2 separate regions of the Homo sapiens genome follow, and region 1 is linked to region 2. A link is a loop called in an ENCODE intact Hi-C map of the cell type or tissue named here. Cell type or tissue: gastrocnemius medialis. All regions are shown on one strand. Each heading gives the region's core, and the rest is flanking DNA. Links, peaks and the distances in the headings are about the cores only.

The links. A loop is a pair of places that touch in the nucleus more often than their neighbours do. Peaks named below come from ENCODE experiments on the same cell type or tissue, not always from the same donor. Only the 100,000 strongest peaks of a DNase experiment are listed, where the experiment ranks them.
Region 1: a loop joins it to region 2, with 5 times the contacts of the local background. A loop is called at or near these places in 1 of 110 quality-filtered maps.

The regions. Positions count from the first base shown.
Region 1 is chr2:73,625,000-73,636,708 of GRCh38, forward strand. No RefSeq gene overlaps it. Among named protein-coding and RNA genes, the nearest start is that of NAT8, 12 kb to the right of the region's middle. In gastrocnemius medialis, for the core only: CTCF peaks have their summits at 5,837 (motif pointing right) and 6,044; no DNase peak of the experiment used is centred there.
Region 2 is chr2:73,773,368-73,785,076 of GRCh38, forward strand. It overlaps DUSP11 (dual specificity phosphatase 11), which reads right to left and starts at 6,736. Exons shown (of 9, transcript NM_003584.3): 1 at 6,507-6,736; 2 at 4,934-5,009; 3 at 1,546-1,677; 4 at 433-556. The coding sequence starts at 6,607. C2orf78 (chromosome 2 open reading frame 78) reads left to right here and starts at 10,816. Exons shown (of 3, transcript NM_001080474.3): 1 at 10,816-11,039. The coding sequence starts at 10,943. RefSeq lists enhancers at 6,228-6,377, 6,508-6,557, 6,638-6,707. In gastrocnemius medialis, for the core only: a CTCF peak has its summit at 6,834; DNase peaks (open chromatin) are centred at 6,449 and 6,804; H3K4me3 peaks cover 2,425 bases; H3K27ac peaks cover 1,335 bases.

The sequences.
Region 1 (11,709 bases), core at 1,951-9,950, 150 kb before region 2:
AGAGGAGAAGACAAGGAGTTCTTGCCTAGTGGGTACAGAGTTTCTGTTTGAAATGATGAAAAACTTCTGGAAATAGATTGTGGTGACAGTTACACACCATTGTGAACATAATTAGTACCACTGAACTGTACACGTTAAAATGGTTGTATGTTATATATATTTTACCATAATAAAAACTAGGGGGAAAAAAAGGAAGGGGAGATTGTCTCAGGCTGGCTGACTTTCCCTGCATGTACGCACATCTTCACATGTGCACACATGTAAAACAAAAATGAAGCAAAAAAAGAAATTCTAATTTAACCAGTAAGCAATATGTAAAAGGAAATCTGAATGTCATTACAATTTTACCAGGTTCAGAATAAAATACCATCCTTCAAACTGAACAAATTACTTATTAGCTGAAGAGAGCTGAAAGGAAGTTTGGAATTAACAGTCTAGATTTTCTCACTAATGGGTCCAAGTCATTGACCTCTAAAATTATCTTAGAACATGCCCTCCCTCCTTCCTACTTTCTGGAAAACTATCAGTCTCCTACCCTATGCTTGCCCATAGAGTTCCATGTACAAATCACAAATCTGCATTTGCCGTTCCCTGGAAGCCCTTACATTCCCAAGGGCTGGCCTCATCCACTGCCACCGAAAACAGCCCCAGTTCAGGCAAAGCAATCACTCCCTCTCCCTCTCTGTCATTCCTTTCTTTTCCTTTCACTATCTCTCTACCCTCCTCTTCCCCACTCTCTGTTTCCTCTCTCTCTCTGTCTCTCTCTCTCCCCCACCATCTCCTCTCTCTTTCTCTCCCCCTGCCTTCTCTGTCTCTCTCTCTGACACACACACACACACACACACACACACACACACACACACACACACACACCGCAGCAACATTCTACCTCAGCCAGAGTTCCAGGCCAATAGGTGTGGACTTTGACTTCCAGATTCCTCTGGCAAGTGTCAACATCAGTCCTGGTGCTCCCTGGCAGAGAAGGACTTGGAGTCACCTTGGCCAAGAAGCTGTCTGGAGGTCACAGTGGCACCGCCCATCGGCCCCTTGGCCGGAGCTAGGTGAGGGCAGATTCAGCACAGCAGCAACTCTCCCCATAAAAAAATCCCTCAGTGTCTTCTCTAACCCTTCTTATACTCCTTGTGAGTTTTAGAGCCACCTAAACTCTTCTTTTTTCCCAATACATGGAGACAAAATTTACATAACATACAGTTAGCCATTTTCAAGTATACAGTTCCCTGCCATTTGGTACATTCACAGTGTTTTGCAAGCAACACCCATATCAAGCCCCAAAACATTTTCATTACCCAGGAAGGAAACCTGTCGTCATGGAACCGTCACTCCTCACATCCCCTTCCCCTCAAACCCTGGCAACCCCAAACCGTTCTTGACAGCCTCCTTTGGCATTTCCTCATTTTGGTGTCAGATCTCACAGCAGAATTTCTTACCTATTATATCCAGTGCCTCAGTGTGAAGTTCCGGTTTAACTTCTTGTTACCACGAGCCCACTATCTTGCCCCAATAATACCCTCCCCCAATTCACAAACACACAAGCATTCCCTCCTACAGCTTTGGGCCTCCTATCTGAGTCCTTCAGGAAAGAAGTGCTTGTAACTCCCTTGGCAGTGAGTGTAGACTTGGTCCAAGGAAGATGAGCACCAGTCAGGGCAGCTGGTCCCTCTTCTCTCCCTGGCCATCAGCAAATCAGCACTGCCCATCGATGCCCAGGCAATGGGAGCGTCGACCAGCAGAGGACACACCTGAATTTCTCTGCCTCATGGGAGGGTGGCTGCTGTGTTGCATTTAGGAAGAAGCTGTGCAAGATTCATACTGTTTTGCTAATGTTAATCTTGTGGGCATAATAAACGTCGTACCCACACTTATTTTTCTAGATCAGACAAGATTGGGTGTGTTCAGGGTGGTATGGCCATAGACCCCACACTTTTTTTTTTTTTTGAGACGGAGTTTCGCTCTCGCCCAGGCTGGAGTGCAGAGGTGCAATCTCGACTCACAGCAACCTCCGCCTCCCGGATTCAAGCCATTCTCCTGCCTCAGCCTCCAGAGTAGCTGGGATTACAGGCATGCGCCACCACGCCTGGCTAATTTTGTATTTTTAGTAGAGATGGGGTTTCTCCATGTTGGTCAGGCCGGTCTCGAGCTCCGGACCTCAGGTGATCCGCCTGCCTCGGCCTCACAAAGTGGTGGGATTACAGGCGTGAGCCACCGCGCCTGGCCGACCCCACACTTAGTTTTAATACACTTCTAGGCAAGGCTGCTGCACTGGTCTGGGGATCACACTTTGAGTAGCAAAGGACTAAATTGCAATAACTGCCGGGGGGGGAGAAAAAAAACAGGATGAACTGCTTCCTCCTGGCTCAGCAGCTAGGGAGTCACTGAACTAACAAGGGGATGGGGTGGGGATAAGAATGTTCCAGGCAAAAGGAACAACATGCCCAAAGGCCTCAAGCAGAAAGAGAGCTTCAGGTATTGAAGAAGTAGAAGTAGCTCTGTGTGGCTGGGGAGTGGGCATAAGATGGAGCAGAAGAATGCCAAGTCCTATTCCTGGGTCTGAATTTCCAGGAGCAGAAGCCCTGTCCCCTCTAGAAGGTGGATATAGTCTGGATATTTGTCTTCAAATCTCATGTTGAAATGTGACCCCCAGTGTTAGAGGTTGGACCTAGTAGGAGGTGTTTAGATCATAAGAACTGGATCCCTCCTGAGTGGTTTGGTGCCCTCCCTATGATTGATTGCTCTATTAGTTCATGTGAGAGCTGGTTGTTTAAAAAAGCGTGGCATCTCTCTGGTTCCCTCTCTTGCCATGTGACACAACTGCTCCCCCTTCACCCTTCCCCATGAGTAAAAGCTTCCTGAGACCCTCACCAGAGGCACATGCCAGCAGTGTGATTCTTGTACAGCCTGAAAAACTGTGAGTCAAATAAACCTCTTTACATTATAAATTACCCAGTCTCAGATATTTCTTTATAGCAATGCAAAATAGACTATCACAGAAAGTTGGTACGGAGGTGTAGGGCGTTGCTATAAAGATATCCGAAAATGTGGAAGTGGCTTTGGAACTGGGTATGAGGCAGCGGTTGGAAAGAGTCTGGAGGGCCCAGAAGACAGATGAGAAAAGGTTTGGACCTTCTTAGAGATTTGTAATGTCGTTGTAACCAAAATGTGGACAGAAATATGTACAGTAAAGGCCAGCCTGATGAGGTCTCAGATGGAAATGAGGAAGTTATGGGGAACTGGAGCAAAGATCACCCTTGTTATGCCCTAGCAAAGAACTTGGCTGCATTGTATCTATGTCCTAGGGCTTTGTGGAAGGCTGAACTTAAGAGTAATGACTTAGGGTATCTGGTAGAAGAAATGTCTAAGCAGCAAAGCATTCAAGAAATGGCCTGGCTGCTTCTAATAGCCTATGATCAGATATTGGAGCAAAGGACTGACTTAAATTTGGAACTATTAAATCAAACTAAAATCTGGCCTGAGAAAGCCTCCTCACTCCCATACTTGAGTCCTTAAGGATGAACCATAACCTAACTTTGTAGGTAGGACGACTGAAAACCTAACTTAGAAGGATGCTTCTGTAGCAATAACTGAGCCTCAGCCAATCTCAGCAGCCATACTTCAGTACTCACAGGCAGCCTATTGTTCAAACCATGTTCAAATAAGGCAAACACCATGCTGTAACCAATTTGGCTATTTCTGTACCTCACTTTGGTTTTCTGCATGTCACTTTCCTTTTTCTATTCATAAGGTTTTTTCCGACCACATAGCATCTCTGGTGTTGCTCTGAATCTGCTGTGATTCTAGGGACTGCCTGATTTGTGAATTGTCTTTTTTTTTTTCTCCTCAATTAAATTCTGTTAAATTTAGTTTGTCTAAGGTTTTTCTTTTACCAGATCTGGTGTTGGAAGTGCAGTTTGAAGTAAAACTCTGGTGACCTACAGGAACACCAGGTGACCAGGCCAGTTGTGCTCACTGATCTTTTGATTGTAACTGGAGGTTGTAGATGGGTTTTCTCTTGGATTCAGAGTTCCACTAATTTGTGTTCTAATTGGAGCTCTCCAAGTTTATTTGAGCAATATTTAAGTGGACTGGGTTCAGGATCAAATTTGAATCAATTAACTGGATTGGGTTCTGTTAGAGCCTCAGACCTCTACTAGGCACTTTTTTTTTTTTTTTTTTTTTGATAATGGGTTTGTCTCAATCCAAGGATTCTAGGAATCTACCTTCTGGGACTCCATCTAATTTTGTATATAAAATTTTAGGCCCAGAATGTGTGCATCTTTAGAAAAACAGATTAACCTTACTAGAGAAAAGATGGCCACAATGGGGAAGTTTTAATTTGTATAAAATTGTTTATTTGCAAGGCATATTAGAAAAAGGGGGATCAAAACCCCACAAAAACATTGGGATATAGTCTTTCATTGGTACATGGAAGCCTCTAAAAGACTAAACGAATGAAAAATTCCCTCCTTAAAAGATACTTTGCAAAAGCAAATGAACAGTTTAAGCAACAGGCTAAGGACATGATGAAAGAGAACTGTACTCTCACTGAACTAACCCCAACTGATTCTTCTCTTTATCCATCTCTACCTACGTACTCTGAGTCTACTAACCTTTTTGCTAGATCAACCTTTCACTCTGAAGATGATGAAAAAGGAGGAATTAGATGTACGCCTCACAAAGGAAGACCTTCTGATTATCCAGGCCTGCCTGCTATAACCACTTTCACTCCATGGTCTAAAACTGAGCTTAGAGCTATTTTAGAAGACTTCCCTGATCTAAGAGAAAATCCTCAAAACTTGACTAAGGAGTTTAGACTCCTCATAGGAGACTATGATCCAGGACTCCCTGACAAAGGTTCATATGACAATTTATTCATATGATATGGAGGCCTGGTGAAGCTCAAAAATGGATGGCAGCAGCAGAATGGAAGAAACCTGAGAAAGATATTAAAACCCCCCCCCCCGCACCCCCCCCCCGCACCCCCCCCCCCCACACACACACACACAAAGCCTCCTCATGAGAAGGCCCAACAGGAGCTAGAAATATTGCTGAAAATCCCAGCCTGGGCAACATGGCAAAAGCCTGTCTATACGAAAAATACAGATAGTTAGCTGGGCATGATGGCACATGCCTGTAGACCCAGCTACTTATGAGGCTGAAGTGGGAGGATCACCTGAGCCTGGGAGCTTGAGGCTACTGTGAGCCATGACTGTGCCACTGCACTCCAGCCTGGATAGCAGAGCAAGACCCTGTCTCAAAAAAAAAAAAAAAAAAAGGAAAAAAAATTGCTGAAAATCTTTTAAATTCAAATACTAAATTTTTTCCACAAAAGTTGATTGGTACATCATACAATCTTGTAAACCAAAAAAAAAAAAAAAGAATGAACCAGTGTCAGATTACAGAACTTGCTTAGAAATAATGTGAAACATTCTGGGCTTAAAGTACTAACAAGGAGTATTTCCTGCAGGGACTGAAATGGTATTAACTACTCTATTTATAAATGGACTTCATCCTGAACTTAGAAATTTAATTAGAAAACGTAAACTCGGATGGGAAGTTACAGCCATGACTGAATTGGTGGCTCTAGCTGAACATTTTGAGAGGACTGTAGAGCAAGAAAAAACCCAAAAGGCTAACAAGCTTATGACTCTTCAATTACAACAGTTACAGGGGCCAAGACCAAAGGGATCTTCTCATTCTCATTTTAAATCACAACCAAGAGGTATTAGACCAAGAAATTCTTCACCCTAAGATGTCTGCCTTATTGCAAACAACCAGGACAGTGGAATAGGGATTGTGCCCTTTTATATCAGCCCACCAATGACCCTCCCTTTAGGCCAGCCTGTTTCACCACTAGAGGGAGCACAAGAGACCTTAGCTCTCCTGAAGATAATCAGCATTGAAGCGGCTCTGAGGGATTTCACAGTATATTGCTCCTCATAATACCCTTAAAAGAATATGGAGAAACAGAGGTTACAGTAACTGGGGACTCATGTATAGTCTTGGTGGATACCAGAGCTACCTTATCTGCCACTACCATAAAACACACTTTCATAAGCCAACAGATCCCTCAGAGTTAAAAAGGCTATTTCTGTGGTTGGGGTTTCAAATCAAATTCAAGAGTTTCCCATATCTGAACCCGTCCAATTGACTTTGGGGCATTTTTCAAAAAATCACACTGTTGTACTATGTGATAGTGCTCCAGTAAATTTGCTAGAGGGAGATTTACTTTCAAAGCTGAAAGGGCATAGAAGACTACCTATTGGGTACATTGTAAACTGCTTGGGAAATGGGCACACTAAAATCTCAGAAATCAGCAGTAAAGAACTTGTCCATGTAACCAAAAACCACCTGTACTCCCAAAACTATTGAAATTTTTTAAAATAAAAAATTTTTAAAAGTGGGGAGGGTGTAAAATTTTCCTTGGAATAAGAATCAGTTTCCTGATTCTCCTGAACCAGAATTGTTATGTTCTCTATAGGCAGATATTAATAGGATCGAAACTCAGGCCTGTAATGCCTGATCTTCCAAAAATACCTAAATATTTATGGGCCTCTTCCTCAACTGATACAGGAAGAATTTAAAGTGTGTCACCTATTAACCTCCAAATAGACCACTCTAAACTTTTGCCTAAAGTACCCAATATCCACTAAAACTAGAAGCAATTCAAGGGCTCTTGCCAATTGTAAAAGATTTCATTAGACAGGGACTTATAATTCTATGCACCAGCCCTTATAACCCTCCAATCCTACTGGTTAAAATAAACCAAATGGATGAGGTTGAAGATTTGTTCAAGATTTATGGGCAGTTAACAAAATTGTAGTAGCAAGGTTTCCTATAGTTCCAAATCCTAATACTTCATTATCCAAGATACATGCTGATTCTTAAGTGGTTCACAATATTAGTTCTCTGCTCAGCCTTTTTTTACAATCCAGTTTATAAGGAGAGTCTATGCTTATTTGCCTTCACTTGGAAAAGTCAACAGTACCCCCAGATTGTGATGCTGCAAGGGTTTACCGAAGCCTCTTTGTGTTTTCCCAGGCATTGCATCAGGACTTAATGACATTATAGTTTCCTCAAAATTCTACTCTCATTCAGTACGTGGATGACTTACTGTATGCTCTCCCACTAAAGAGTACTCTGAAATGGACTCAGTTTACCTTTTACACAACTCACACATCAAGGTCACAAAGCTTCAGTAGAAAAACTTCAGTTTTCAAGGGGAAAAAGTCCATTATTTGGGACATTATTTGATGGTGTTTCCCTCTCACCTAAAAAGTTAAAAACTCTTCAAAATTTTCCTTGGCCTGCAACCAAAAGATAATTAAGAGGTTTTCTTGGACTTGCAGGATATTTTCTTGGACTTGCAGGATATTTTCTTGGACTTGCAGGATATTTTCTTGGACTTGCAGGATATATTCTTACACTTGCAGGATATAAAATTCCTGGGTTCTGAATTTTTCCTTAATAGCCTCACCGTTGTATGAGCTCACTAAAAAATGCTGTACCAGAGCCTTTACCTTGGGATGATAGTCATGAGCAAGCTTTTAGCTAAATAAAATTGGCCTTATAACAGCCTCCAGCTTTAGGACTTCCAAATTGCACTAAACTGTTTACCTAATTGGCTTATGAAAGTAATAATCAGGCATTTAGGAGTTCTTACCCAGGAACATGGGGAGAAACATAGGCCCATTGCATATTATAGCCTGCAATTAGACCCAGTAGCTAAGGTATATCCTAACTGTTTAAAAGCAGTAGCAGCAGCAACCAGGCTGAAAGAAGCTTCAGCTGATGTGGTTTTAGGAAATGAACTTAATATGGAAGTCCCACATGCTAAATTCCACCCAAACCCAGCATTTTTTAGTAAGTAGACTAACATCTTATGAAATGCTCTGTCTCCCTCTAATCTCTATCTAAAACACTGCAATTTACTTAACCATGCCCCTGTATTACTGCTGCCTGATGATGGTGAAGACCACAATTGCATAAGTGTAGCATCAGAAATAGTGGCCCCTCATGTTGATTTACAAGTTAGTCCATTGGACAATCCTGAGCTAATACTTTTGTTGATGGGTCCTATGCCAAAAGCTCAGAAGGAAAATATCAGCTAGGATATGCTGTTACCAAAATGAGTTAATAGAGAAGGGAATCCTTCCTCTATTAGTCAGCTCTATTAGTCTAAGCTCTATAAGTCAGCTTAACCCTCGAAGATTTTTGCCCTCACCCGAGCTTGTCATATAGCTAAAGACAAACCGGTAAGTGTTTAGACAGATAGTAGATACGCTTTAGGAGTAGTACATGATTTTGGCATGATAGGGAAACTCTAAGGGTTTCTCACTTCTAGTGGGATCACCATCAAAAAAGGACTCCAATTAGATAAACCACTAGATTGCTGTTATTGATCGAAGCTCATACCTGCAGAACTGAACCTGAATATCAAGGGAATGCTTAGCAGATATTTATGCTAAATCAGCTAGTACTGAAACTGTTCAGATATGCAACATGAACGAACTTCGTAAGATTAATCCAAGCCAACTACCTTACAATGACCTATTTAATAAAGAATGCAATGCACCTCATTTGGAAAAACAAAACTGGTATCTAAAAGGATATAAATTCAATGTTAAGTGCAAACTTGCAGAGGGCCTAGATGGCTGCCTGGTCTTTCCCGAGTCTTTGAAGCTTCCATTGTCAAAAGCTTTGAACTCCACAACTCATCATGGAACAGAAAAATTCATCCAAGTTGTGAAAAAATACTTGTGGGATGACTGTTCCAAAATTGCTAGAATATTTTTTTTTTTTTGAGATGGGGTCTCACTCTGTCACCCAGGGTGGAGTGCAGTCGTGCGATCGTGGCTCACTGCACCCTCCACCTTCCTGGTTCAAGTGATTCTCCTGCCTCAGTCTCCCGAGTAGCTGGGACTACAGGTATATGCCACCACGCCTGGCTAATTTTTTTTATTTTTAGTAGATATGGGGTTTCACCATGTTAGCCAGGATGGTCTCGATCTCCTGACCTCATGATCCACCTGCCTCGGCCTCCCAAAGTGCTGGGATTACAGGTATGAGCCACTGCACCCAGCCTGCTAGAATATTTTATAACCAATGTTGGCTAGTCAAACCCATAGTCCTGGAAAAACGAAAGATTCAGGTGGTGTATTGTATTTTCAACACCTAATGGACCATTTGAACAATTATACATGGACTTCATTCAGTTGCCACCTTCAATGTGGGTCTCAGTATGTTCTTGTAATAGTTTCCATGTTTTCTGGTTGGTTAGAGGCCTTCCTGTGTAGGAAAGCTGATGCTGTGACAGTAGCTAAGAAAATATTAGAAAATGTGTTTTCTTTATGGAGCATCCCTGGAAAAATCCCCAGCAATGGGGGAATTCATTTTATTAGGCAAGTTATAAAGCAGTTAAACAAGGTTTTATGGACACAATGGTACTACCATTATCCCTAGCACACTCAGTCTTCTGAAAAGGTTGAAAAAACAAATGACATATTAAAACTGAAATTGGCAAAGTTAACTGAATCAGTTGGGTTGCCTTGGCCAAAGGTACTATCATTGGATTTAATGGCAGTCAGATCCACTCACTAAAAAACAGAAGTGGACCCCTTATGAAATAGTCACTAGAAGGCCTATGCCCCAGTAGTAAAACCTCTTGCATCTTTCTCTCTCTGAAATTCTGATATAAGTAAGTACTGCAAGGCCATTATACCAAGTGTGCTTTCACCAGATAAAGGAAGCTTTTCAAGATCCACCAATTGAGGATAATCAAACCTTCCACAGTCTAGAACCTGGAGATTCTGTCTTCTGGAAATGACATCAGAGGAAGGCTGCTCTTGACAACTCTTTGGAAGGGACTGTGCCGAGTTCTTCTCAACACCTACACTGCAGTGAAGCTTCAGGGCCTTGAAACTTGGGTCCACACCTCACAACTCAAAAGGACCTCTTCAGACTCCTGGAACTGTACATCTGCTAGAGACTTTAAGGTAAAGCTGTCTAAGGAAAAATCTCCAGAGCAGATGACATTCTAGTTGTGGACAGCTTTCCCAAGATCACAGATGAAGACTTCTGTATCATCATGAAAGCCTTACATTTTTTTCTTTTCTCCTCATTTCCTGTTGCCCTAATTCTTTCTTTTTCCCTACAGAAAAATCCATGGGACCATAACCAGTGGATGCCTTTAGCTTGAGCATCTGCTGTAGCACAGAACCAGAGTTTGTGGATTATTGGGTTTGTTGTTTATTGCCAAAAAAATATAAGGAAACAATTCCACTAATGCCAGTGCCTCTCCATGTTCCCAATGAGAGTCACCCCAAAATTCCAAGGGAAGGATGGAAAGCTATCCTTGATATTCTGAACACCACTGCTACTTGCTTTCCTGCACTCACTAAAAAGAACACTTTAACTTTTCCTTTTTTTTTTTTTTTCTTTTTTTGAGACAGTCTCACTCTGTTGCCAAGGTTGGAGTGCAGTGGCCTGATCTTGGCTCACTGCAGCCTCCACCTCCCAGGTTCAAGGGATTCTCCTGCCTCAGCCACCCAAGTAGCTGGGACTACAGGCGTGCACCACCGCATCCAGCTGATTTTTGAATTTTTTGTAGAGACAGGGTTTTGCTATGCTGGCCAGGCTTGTCTTGAACCTCCTGGCCTCAAGTGATCTGCCAGCCTTGGTTTCCCAAAGTTCTGGGATTACAGGCGTGAGCCACCACACCCTGCCTTAACTGTTTCAATTAATAACCTGATCATTACCAAAGTATAGAAAACCAATCCAAGTGATGACTGCAAAAGATATATTGTGCTTTCAGGCATCATGTACTCAAGATTTGGGATTTACCTATGTGAGTACAAGTAATTGCTTGTATAATGTCACCAGATTAAATTCAACAGGGTCTCTTTTTACCAAATGTTTTATATACCCTTACAACATGCTATAAGAGGGGCACAAAAAGGTCAATTTCTCAATGGATTTTGTTCAGCAGCTATGCAGATTTATTAATGAACAAATCTAACTGAACCCTGCTCAAATGCAACTAGGTAGCCCTGTTTTTCAACTCCCAAGGACCTATTTTGGGTCTGTGGATAATCTGCATATTTCATTCTGCCTCTTCGTTGGCTCAGATCTTGCTATTTGGTCTGGCTCACTCCTGCCTTTCAAATAGTTTCACCTAAAAATTCTCCTAACAGCTCTTATGATTGGAGGCCAAAATAGTCAATAACTGAAATTAGCACTAGCTTTGAAATAGACAAAGATAAGCTAGTTTCCACTGAGGAAAGATTCCAGTGGGGTTCCTGGGGGCTCACTCTTGGTGGTAGTGGGATACTAGTTGTATGGAATCCAAAGCTAATCCATATGTGGGGTCTTGGATTTTATAGCCAATCAAACATCCCAGTGTTTCAGACAGGTAGACACTACTCTCCAAAAGGTAGATGTGGCCTGGTGCAATGGCTCATGCCTGTAATCCCAGCACTTTGGGAGGCCAAGGCAGGTGGATCGCCTGAGGTCAGGAGTTCGAGACCAGCCTGCCCACCATGGTGAAACCCTGTCTCTACTAAGTACAAAAAATTAGCCAGGCATGGTGGCACGTGCCTGTAGTCCCAGCTACTTGGGAGGCTGAGGCAGGAGAATTGCTTGAACCCAGGAGTCACAGGTTGCAGTGAGCTGAGATCACCCCACTGCACTCCAGCC
Region 2 (11,709 bases), core at 1,872-9,871:
ATTCCACTGGTGCACTCTTTCTTGTTTTGCTTCTAGGGGTCCGTCCCATTCTTAATCTTTGCCCTTTCTTGTCTCTTTCACATAACTCTAAGACTCAGAGTTTTTTAATCTTTTCTTCTACTTCTCACTTCTTAACCAATATAGAAGACAAAAATAACATTTTAATTTTATATATTTCTCATTCAAATTAAAAAAGAAAGATGAGCCAGTTCAGTTCATATTTTGCACTAAAACTAATTTAACATTCCAAAGTTAAATTATTTGTGATCAACAAAAGGAAAAACATCTTACCCTATTAGCACCATCTGACATTTTCATCACCTTAGCATCATTAAATACAACAGGTCTGAGGTTGGAACTATAAAAAAATACCAAAAATCCCCAACCCCATTCATAATGCACACCACAGTTCAGGTAAGAACAAAAACTCACCATTATCTTTATTTTCTTTCAAAAACCCATTAACAGCGTGTTTGAATTTAAAAATAGTCTCATCATCAGGCACTTGATGTCCAACTGTAAAAATTTTTAAGTAAGGAACAGTTTCTGGCAAATCCTATAAAGCAAAACCATAAAAGATGTGTATTATTTCACTTGTAGAGAAATAATTAAAGAGTAATTAGGGGACCCAGAATATAAGCCAAGAGATTATAACAAACTTAATATGCCAATATCAGTATACACAATTCTGATAAAAGAGCCATTTTTTCCAACACTGCTTCAACCAGGAAGTATCACTTGATTTTCAATAAAACTACATAATAGATAGTCACTAGGTATACAAAACTGAAAGCAAATTCCATGTGAATGAATGCATATTTAACTATAAATTATATAAACAGTTCCATTTAATATTTTATAATTCAAGGGCCAGTGCCTTCATAAAGCAGCTATGATTTAAGTAGAAGAGTAGAGAATAGAGTCAGAAGAACTTGGATTTGAATTGTGAGATAGAGGGAATTCCAGGCACTATTGAGAACCGATATTCTTGGGGTGGGAGAAAAGTAGATACAGATAAAAGACAGAAGAGGCTAAGTCAAAATCATTTTAACCATCCACAAGTGTATAGTTCAGTGGCATTACATTCACAGTATTGTGTAACCATCACCACTGTCTATACCCAAAACTTTTTCATCATCCCCGACAAAAAGACTCTGACCACTAAACCATAATTCCCTTTTCTCCCCACCTCATAGATCCTTTAGTCTGCTTTCTGTCTCTGTGAATTTGTCTATTCTAGGTACTTCATACAAGTGGAATCATATATTTGTCCTTCTGTGTCTGGTTTATTTCACTAAGCATGTTTTTAAGGTTCATCCATATTGTAGCACGTATTAAATCTATTCTTTTTTATGGCTGAATAATATTCCATTTAAGACAGCAATTAAAAACATGTAATTAGAGAAATCACTTGGTTCTCTTTTAAACTTACTACCCATCAAAGAAGGCCAAGCTTCACATTAGCACAAGATGATTACTGAATTACTATAAATTATTTTAGGATCAGAAGGAAGAAAGTTCTTTTCATTGAAGGGTTCCACTTACCTCTGGTTTATAATAGCGTTGAGTATATGTTAAATCAATAATCAGTCCAAGTTCTTCATTTTGTTCTCGGATTTTGTTAAAAAGATCCAAAGGGGAAAAGCATTCTTCTGGAGCAAGTTTCTTTTCAAAACTCTGTCACAGAGAATGAAATAAGAGCAAATATGTGCTTAAAATCCTGTACTACATTAGGCATTTATTCAAGTCCTGTGATGCTAACATACAACGAGATTCAAAGGAAAGTTTCCATTCTCCTGGAACATAGAAGGTATATTACAACAATCCTTTCTTCCAGAGTGGTCAGAAAGAAAAAAATAAGCCCACTTCTATATATGTATTTCTGTATTTGTTTCATGTTGGTCTCCTAATCAGACTGTAATCTCCCAGATTTTATTCACCACTGTATCTCCAGCTCCAGGTGGAGTGCTTATCATATTTAGTGCTTATAAATATTTCTTTTCTTTTTTTTTTTTTTTTTTTGAAACAGGGTGTTGCTCTGTCATCCGTCATCCAGGCTGGAGTGCAGTGACACAAACATGGCTCACTGCAGCCTCCACCTCCTGGGCTCAAGCAATACTCCCACCTCAACCTCACAAGTAGCTGGGACTACAGGCATGAACCACCACACCTGGCCTTTTTTTTTTTTTTTTAAAGAGATAGGGTCAGCTGGGCGCAGTGGTTCACACCTGTAATCCCAGCACTTTGGGAGGCCAAGGCGGGAGGATCACAAGGTCAGGAGATCGAGACCATCCTGGCTAACACTGTGAAACCCCGTCTCTACTAAAAATACAAAAAATTAGCCAGGGGTGGTGGCAGGCGCCTGTAGTCCCAGCTACCGGGAGGCTGAGGCAGGAGAATGGCGTGAACCCGGGAGGCAGAGCTTGCAGTGAGCCGAGATCACACCACTGCACTCCAGCCTGGGTGACAGAGTGACTCCATCTCAAAAAAAAAATTTAAAAAAAAAAAAAAAAAAAAAAAAGAGATAGGGTCTTGCCGTCTTGCCATGTAGCCCAGGCTGATCTCAAACTCCTGAGCTCAAGCAACCCTCCTGTCTCGGCCTCACAAATAAATATTTCTCACATGTCTACATATATGAAGGATGGCTTTCATTGCTGAATATTCTTTTATGTATGTGGCTTATTTTTGAACTTTATGCTCTGTTCCTTCAATCTGTCTGGCTACTCAGGTGCCAGCAATGTACTTTTTAAAAAATAGACTAGTTTGGCTGGGTGCGGTGGCTCAAGCCTGTAATCCCAGCACTTTGGGAGGCCGAGGCAGGAGGATCACGAGGTCAGGAGATCGAGACCATCCTGGCTAACACGGTGAAACCCCATCTCTACTAAAAACACAAAAAAATTAGCCAGGCGTGGTGGCAGGCGCCGGTAGTTCCAGCTACTCAGGAGGCAGAGGCAGGAGAATGGCGTGAACCCAGGAGGCAGAGCTTGCAGTGAACCAAGATCACACCACTGCACTCCAGCCTGGGCGACAAGCGAGACACCATCTCAAAAAAAAAAAAAAAAAAATAGACTAGTTTTCAGAGCAGTTTTAGGTTCACAGCAAAACTGAGCCAAAAGGACAGATAGTTCCCACATGTACTTTGCCTTCCCCAACCCACCCAGACTCCCCCACTATCCACATTCCATACCAGTGTGGTCCATTTGTTACAAATGAAGAACCAACTCTGACACATCGTTATCACCAAAGTCTAGAGGTTAGGTATGCGTGATTCATTCTATGTTATGCATTGTATGTACATATTATGTTATATATATTTTGCCACAAAAAAAATGAGAGAAAGAACTAAGTTCAAGTTTTGATTCTTCCTTTTCTGAGCCTGTTTGATTATCTACAAAATTATTTATTAGATGTAACCATCTATTCTCTGAGCTTAGTGCAGAATAAGCACTCAGTAAGAGATATTAGTACTACTGCTACTTCATCAGCACAGGATTGTTGTGAAATGTGTTAATATACGTGAAGCCCTTTTATAGGTTTTGATCAATATATAACATGTATCCACCCTTAGAGTATCACACAGAATAGTTTCACTTCCCTAAAAATTCCCTGTGTCTCCAACACCTTCTTTTTGGAGACAGGGTCTTGCTCTGTTGCCCAGGCTGGAGTACAGTGGCATGATCATGGCTCACTGCAGCCTTGACCTCCTGGGTTCAATCGATCCTCCCACTTCAGCCTCCTGAGCAGCTGAGACTACAAGCACACGCCACCGCGCCTGGTTAATTTTTGTATTTTTTGTAGAGACACGGTTTCAGTGTTGCCCAGGCTGGTCTAAAACTCCTGGACTCAAGCGATACACCCACCTTGCCTCCCAAAGTACTGGATTACAAACATGATCCAACAGGCCTGGCCTGAAATGACTCATTTTTAAGCCCAGACATGCAGAGAAGCTGACACAGCAGTTGAAAAAGGAAATCTGATCTATAAGTCACAAATTAAGTAAATTCCCAAAACGTTTCAAGTAGGCTTCTCCTGATACTAATCTGAGCTATGCTGGGGAAGTCTAATAAGAAAGACATGGAATCTAGAAAACAATTATTTGTCTTCACCTTCTCATCTTTTTTATGGCTGTCAAAAGCTTTCCCCTCCTATCCCTCCTATTCCTTTCCTAGTTTAAACAAAAATACAATCTTCAGATTTTCCCCACTGAAATCCTGACCTTGATGATCCGGGGGATATTTCTGATTGTGACCATGGAAGGAAAGGAGTCCCACTGGCATTCAGTGGGTAAGGGTTACAAATTCTAAACAACTTGCCAAATTCAGGACAGTCCTACAAATGTGTCCCACATCCTGAATGGCTTTTGGATGTCCTATTCAAGATTAATATAGATAAAAAGCTGTTCATATTTAGCTTGGCCTCAGAACCTAACTCCATTTCACAAATAAACACAAAGTATTTTTTGTACAATACTAATATATATTGAATTTTCCAGGATAATAATCACCTTATCAACCAAATGAAGATTATACTTTGTTATATTTGGAAATCTATTACAGAAACTCCTACCACTAAAGCAATACAACCCACCTAGATCAGTCTACATTTGTAATTCTTGAATTCATGGCGCAGGCAACTATTACTCTATGTCTTTTAATGTAGTCATGTCCAAACATTTATATATTGAAATAAATATTATTTTATTATAAATTACTTTTATTTTATTTTTTATATTATAGTTAGGGTGTTAATTGGTATTTTTGTTTAAAATATGAAGTAGGTTGTATGTACCTATGAACTTCATTTCAGGATAGTAAAGGGGTCATTACAAAGTATTTGCTATAAAAAGAGAAAATGGAATGTGATAGAGTGGAGAGCAGTGTTCTGCATGGTGAACTCAGATGCCTGAAAGAATACTGAATTAACTTTTGCTTACCTTTTGCAAAGGAACTTTGAAAGCAATGAAACGAGTCCCAGGCATCCGCTGTCCAACTGGGAGATAGTCTTTCCACCTATTAGATATATTTTTTGTTAGCCAAATTGTATGTTAGCCTTGTTTCCTTGCACAAAATAAGACTTTTTGAAAATGGGAATCATAGCCCGCACAACATGTCCTCTCTCCTCTCTGCTTTGCATTTCGCCACTCCACTTATTAAACCCCACCAAGTAACGACCTATACCGTCCTTCTCTCCTGTTTCCCCATCATAAAAACGAACACAAGCCAACACAACAGTACAACTCAAATAAGGCCTATATAAAACCGGAGATACCCAGAACTTCTGTATCCCTGTTAAACTTGGCCCAGTACCAGATACTAAAGTGCCATTAATACAAACATATTCACTGAAATAATTTAAATTCAATTATTTCACTTCACGCTTTTAGTTTTCATACGACTGATGCCATAAAGTTCAATTAGTAGGAAACTTCAAGTTCATATTTTAAGAGAAAACCTGCTAGAAGAGGGACTGTGAACTTCACTTAATAATGCTAGGAACTGGCCGGGCGCGGTGGCTCACGTCTGTTAATCCCGGCAATTTGGGAGGCTGAGGCAGGTGGATCACCTGAGGTCAGGAGTTCGAGACCAGCCTGACCCACATGGTGAAACCCCATCTCTACTAAAAATACAAAAAAAATTAGCCGGGTGTGGTGGCGGGCGCCTGTAATCCCAGCAACTTGGGCGGCTGAGGGAGGAGAATCGCTTGAATCCGGGAGGCGGAGGTTGCAGTGAGCCGAGATTGGACCATTGCACTCCAGCCTGGCGGAGAAGAGCAAAAATCCATCCCAAAAACAAAAACAAAAAAACGGATTGGAAGAAAACAAACAGGAGATTCACTAATTAGAACCCCACTGCAATAAGTCAGGCAAGACCTGTATTAGGGTACTGACAGAAAGTGACAGTCAAAAGATAGTAGATAAAATGAAGAGGATTTATTGAGGTATGAGATGGTGGAGGATGGTCTCAAGGAGTAAAAACAGTTCAATGCACCTACGTGCAAAGTCTCAAAATTAATCATTTGTACGTATAAAGGAGTTATCTTTCAAATGAGGCCTGTTAGGAAGTAACAAAGTATGCTCTTTGTGATTTCTGGAAACAATACAAACCAACTTTCCATGTGAGATCTCAGGGCGCTACTACTGCTGGGTTCCTAACTCAAACCATTACACTTTCCGTGCCAACGTAACAAGGAATTGAGGAGGTTCCATTTTGGGAATTAAGGAGTGTCCCCAACAGTAACAGTCCCACCTTAAAGCAATCCTTCCGTATTTTACCTAAGAGCAATGGCCAGAACCTCCCTTTTACAAGAATATGGAGAAATCACAGGACATCACAGACATCGCCCCTTTCAGCTACAGCGGGTGGCGCAGAGGGTCAAAGCCTCAAAGCAAGCGGCGGACAAGTCAAGCTTGCGATGGCAACGGCGAGAGGCAGAGACCACAAACGATGAAGCCCAGACCCAGAAGCCACGAGCTGGAAAGGCCACGCCAAGGGACCAAGACATACTACCTTTCGGGGATGTGGTTTCCGCCCTTCTTCTTGGCTGAGGAGCGTCCTGAAAAGTCGCGTCTCCGGCCCCAGCCACTGCGGGGATGATGCCACTGGCTCATGTGGGTCCCAAGAAGCCGCCCACCCAATGCCAAGTCGGCCAAAAGCGCCAGTCCGGCGCCCTCAATGCCAGGATAAGACCCTAAACAGGAAAAGACTCGGCAGCCACCTACGCCGCGCTCCAGCGTCTCGCTATTGCGCATGTGCCACCGCCGGTCGTGATGGCGTAGCCACGCTGGCTTACTGAGACTCCTGATCTGTAAACAGGACTTTGGTGGCTACAGCGCCCTCTTTAGCCAGAGGCCAGTAGCACAGGTCAATAAGGGCGTGTATGCACCCTTCAGAATTCAAACAGTGAGGCACAGGGAAGTCCCTCTGCCCGATCCGCCCCACGCCCCGGTTCCTTGTGTGTTCTTCTAGATATTTACCAGCGCTTACATTCACATTTTGCATATTTTGTATACATATTTACTTTCACATATATGTATATCCTCTATTTTTATACAAAAGGAGTAACTGTACATATTCTACAGTATACCTTAAACACTGATTATCCCAGTCAATTTATGCATACATAGATTCTATTTTTAATGGCTATAGGCAATTTACTTGCTTATGAGTAACATAATTAAAAGTACCATAACGTATTTAGCCAGTTCAATATTAATGGACCTTTAGTTGTTTTCAGGTTCTTTTCAAATCTTGTTACAGACAATGCTGCAATGTGAACATCCTTATACATATATACAACTATATCTAAATTCCTAGAAGTAGAATGTCTGGAATGAAACACATACAAACTTAAAATTTGGAAAGATACTACCTAATTACCCTCCAAAAATAATGTAGAAACATACACTCCCATCAAAGCCAAACTTTTATTGGGTTCCTATCACATACCAGGTATCATGCTAGAGGTGGACAGAATGTATTTAAGTTTTAGCAAATACAAAAAATAACTGAGAGTGGAGCTCAAGTCCAAGGTTTCCACACAGTCTCAAGCATAAAGATCTGTACCCGTTAGAAAAACGTTCAATTCTGCTAAAAGTGGAACTACAAAGGACAGCATACCCTATAGCAGCTTTGAAAATAGAATAGAGTACTAAATTCCAGATTAAACTGTAAGTAATTATGATTGCAGACTTTTTTTTTTTTTTTTTGAGACCCAGTCTCACTCTGCCACCAGGCTGGAGTGCAGTGGTGCCATCTCAGCTCACTGCAACCTCCGCCTCCCGGGTTCAAGCAATTCTCCCTGCCTCAACCTCCTGAGTAGCTGGGACTACAGGTGCATGCCACGACTCCCAGCCAATTTTTTGTATTTTAGTAGAGACAGGGTTTCTCCATGTTGGCCAGGATGGTCTCGATGTCTTGACCTCATGATCAGCACTCCTCGACCTCCGAAAGTGCTGGGATTACAGGCTTGAGCCACCGCACCTGGCCAATGGCAGATTTTTGAAAGTAATTTTTACTTCTTAGTTTCTAATTTATGAAAGTAACTTACATATATTTTTAGTAATCTTTGCAACCATTTCAGAGCTGGGTAAACCAAGGATAAGAAAGGTCAGAGCTATTGAATAAATGAATATTAATAAAGCTAGACTGCTAGCTTTATTAACATTTTTGAGACAGTACTTTTCCAACCAGTTTTAAATACATAAACATTTACAATTCTGAAAATTTCCACATCATTAAAAATGTGTCAATATTCATAAATTGTTCATTGGAAAAAGAAAAAGACAGGATAGCAGAACATAACAAACCTACAATTAGGAACATTTAATTATTTGTTGTTGTTGTTGTTGAGATGGAGTCTCTCTCTGTCACCCAGGCTAGAGTGCAGTGGCGCGATCTCAGCTCACTGCAACCTCTGCCTCCTGGGTTCAAGCAATTCTCCTGCCTCAGCCTCTTGAGTAGCTGCGACTACAGGCGTGTGCCACCATGCCCGGCTAATTTTTGTATTTTTAGTAAAGACAAGGTTTCACCAAGTTGGCCAGGCTGGTCTTGAACTCCTGACCTCAAGTCATCTGCTCTCTTCGGCCTCCCAAAGTGCTGGGATGACAGGCGTGAGCCCCTGCGCCCAGCCCACATTCAAATTTGACATTAAATTGTAAAATATTGTGGCCGGGCATGGTGGCTCATGCCTGTAATTCCAGCACTTTGGGAGGCCGAGGCGGGCAGGTCACTTGAGGTCAGGAGTTAGAGATCAACCTGGCCAACATGGTAAAATCCTATCTCTACTAAAAATACAGAAATTAGCTGGGCGTGGTGGCTCATACCTGTAGTCCAGGGTACTTGGGAGGCTGAGGCAGGAGAATGGCTTGAACATGGGAGGCGGAGGTTGCAGTGAGCCAAGATTGTGCCATTGCACTCCAGCCTGGGCAACAGAGCGAGACTCTGTATCACGAAATAAATAAATAAATAATACAATGTTTTTCTGAAATGCATGAAAAATTCCAATAGGTGTATAGTAGCCCAAAACTACAAATGTTACAAATGTCTATAGACATGACAAGATACAAAACGTGACATAAATCTTTCAGAAGCTAGAAAAGCTGTATTGGGCTTACACTTTCAATTTGCTAAAAGACACAACATTGGGGTGAGAACAAACTCAGTTATAGTTGACACAAGAAAATCCAGACCTAGGCGGAATAGGGTTCCTAGAAAGTAACCAGACATACTAATGAATAACATAAATGAGGTAATATGACATAAAACATAATGGAAAAAGAATATTATGATTATTTTCTTCAGTGTACAGAAGTAATGGAAGTTCTGGACTAGCTACATAAAAAATATTAAATTCTATGTTCTATTAATACAAAATAAGTGTGTCGAATTGTTTGTCACATAAACCAAAAAATCCACACAAATCTCTTTTTCCCTGTACCCTCAACTTGCCTGTTTCCTATTCTCCACTAAATGCTTAAATTCTTCATTTTGCCTAGCCCTTGCACCCAAGCATGGCTGACAGGATATCCCAAAGGCCCAAGATTCTATAGTGGCTGTTTGCAAGAGAGAGGAGGCTAAAAGTAACTGCCATACTGGATCCCCTTATGTGAGAAGAAAGAAAGTATCCTGAATGCTTCTCACGTATAAAAGAGCAGGATGGCAGGGTGTCTGTGTGGCCCAAGGAGCCAGAGGTAGCAAACCATGGGCAAAAGAAATGTGACCAAAGGCTAGAAGAGGGAAGGTCTGCAGTCAGCCTTGTCTTCTACCTCTCTGGTGTTTGCTTCTCATAAGCAGAGTCCGTATTCCAAACATCCGGACACTGAAAAGAAGACTCCTGCTCTGGAAGTTGACAAGAAGGAATATCCACAAATGTAAAAATGCAAGATCAAGGCTTGGCCCAGAAACGATGCCTAAAATCAAGGGGTTAAAAAAAGGAGAGCAGAAGAGAGATCCAAGTCCAACCTGGCCCAGCCCAAAGAAGGTAGGATTCAAGGAGAAGAAACTAAAAGAGAAGAGCCTTGGACCACATCCTTTCCTACAATGGGCAGTCAACGAACTTTGCCGTTCAACCAAGTTACAAAAGAAGGCTCTTTAATCCCTTCTTTGGCCCTTAAAAGCGGCAGCAGGGCCGGGCGCCGTGGCTCCCGCCTGTAATCCCAGCACTTTGGGAGGCAGGGGAAGACCGATCACGAGGTCAGGTGATCGAGATCATCCTGGCTAACAGGGTGAAACCCCGTCTCTACCAAAAATACAAAAAATTAGCCAGGCGAAGTGGCAGGACTCAGGAGGCTGAGTCAGGAGAATGGCATGAACCTGGGAGGTGGAGCTTGCAGTGAGCCGAGGTCACGCCACTGCACTCCAGCCTGGGCGACAGAGCCAGACTCCATCTCACAAAAAATACAATAAAATTAAAAAGCAGCAGTAAATTCATTAATCAGATTCACTGAAATAGTTTTAGAACAACTGTAATTGCTCAACTTAAACATCCCTTTCCTTTCTCCCCAAGGATATTGTGTATGTACTATATAATTATAAATGCATACTATTACATATTATGAAATGTAACATATAAAATATAAATGTTAGTTAATTATATTAGTGAACATTTATGAGAAACATTGAGATGATCTCCCTAACATGAGAGCCTGGGGGAAAGTGGGACTATCATGTCTGTCTTGCAGATTTCACCTCCCCAGAGCTCAGCCACTTAGTGCTGTTACACCTTTCCTACCACCTCTGCCAGCCAATCCTGTCTTGTGGGGAATCTGACCTCCCTATTGGCTATCGCAGACCTTTAAACTGCCTGCTTTGTGACATCATTCTCCCACCAAACCGACCACCACCTGGTAGCATCTTGGGGTTTCCTGGGCGTGGCCTGTAAATTTGTATCATCACAAGGGGCCAGTGACCAGTAACCAGTGACCAGTGGCCTTCATACTGGACACATGCACTGGTTGGCTTCAGCCACCCAGACATCCGCTAGTATCGTCTCTTCTTCCCTTCTATCTGCAGTTGATGTTTCTTCTTCTCTGACCATGTCAGGTAAAGAGAGAAACTTTTTAAAAAGGTTTTCATGAGATTTCTTTGCCACTAAATTTAGATTTCTTTCCCCCTATATTCCCAAACAGCTTGGAATAACAGGGAAAGTATTGAAGTAGAAATCCAGAGACCTCATTTCAGTTTTGGCTTTGACATTTACTAGCTGTGTGACTTTAGATAACTTTTATTCTCTCACAAAATCTGTTTCCTCATCTATTACACTAGGATAATAGACTGGTTATTCCCCCTGGCCCTTTTCTTTTCTAATACTGAGTCTTAAAGGGTATACGTATAGAAAATGAAATCAGAGACTTTCTGAGAGTGTTCATTTCAACAGAAACAGAGAAAAAACCAAAGTGGTCTAGAAAACTAGCAATATATTCTGAGATGTTTCATGTGTAATAGCCTCCCTCCACTAATATTTCAACTTTCGTATTTTAAATTTAGTGATGTTTAGTGATGTTTTAAATAATATTCAGCCAGGCACGGTGGCTCACACCTGTAATCTCAGCACTTTGGGAGGCCATCTCCCTCACTAATATTTCAACTTTCCTATTTTAAATTTAGTGATGTTTACTGATGTGTAGTGATGTTTTTAATATTCAGTTGGGCGTGGTAGCTCATGCCTGCAATGTCAATGCTTTGGGAGCCTGAGGTGGGAGGATCGCTTTGG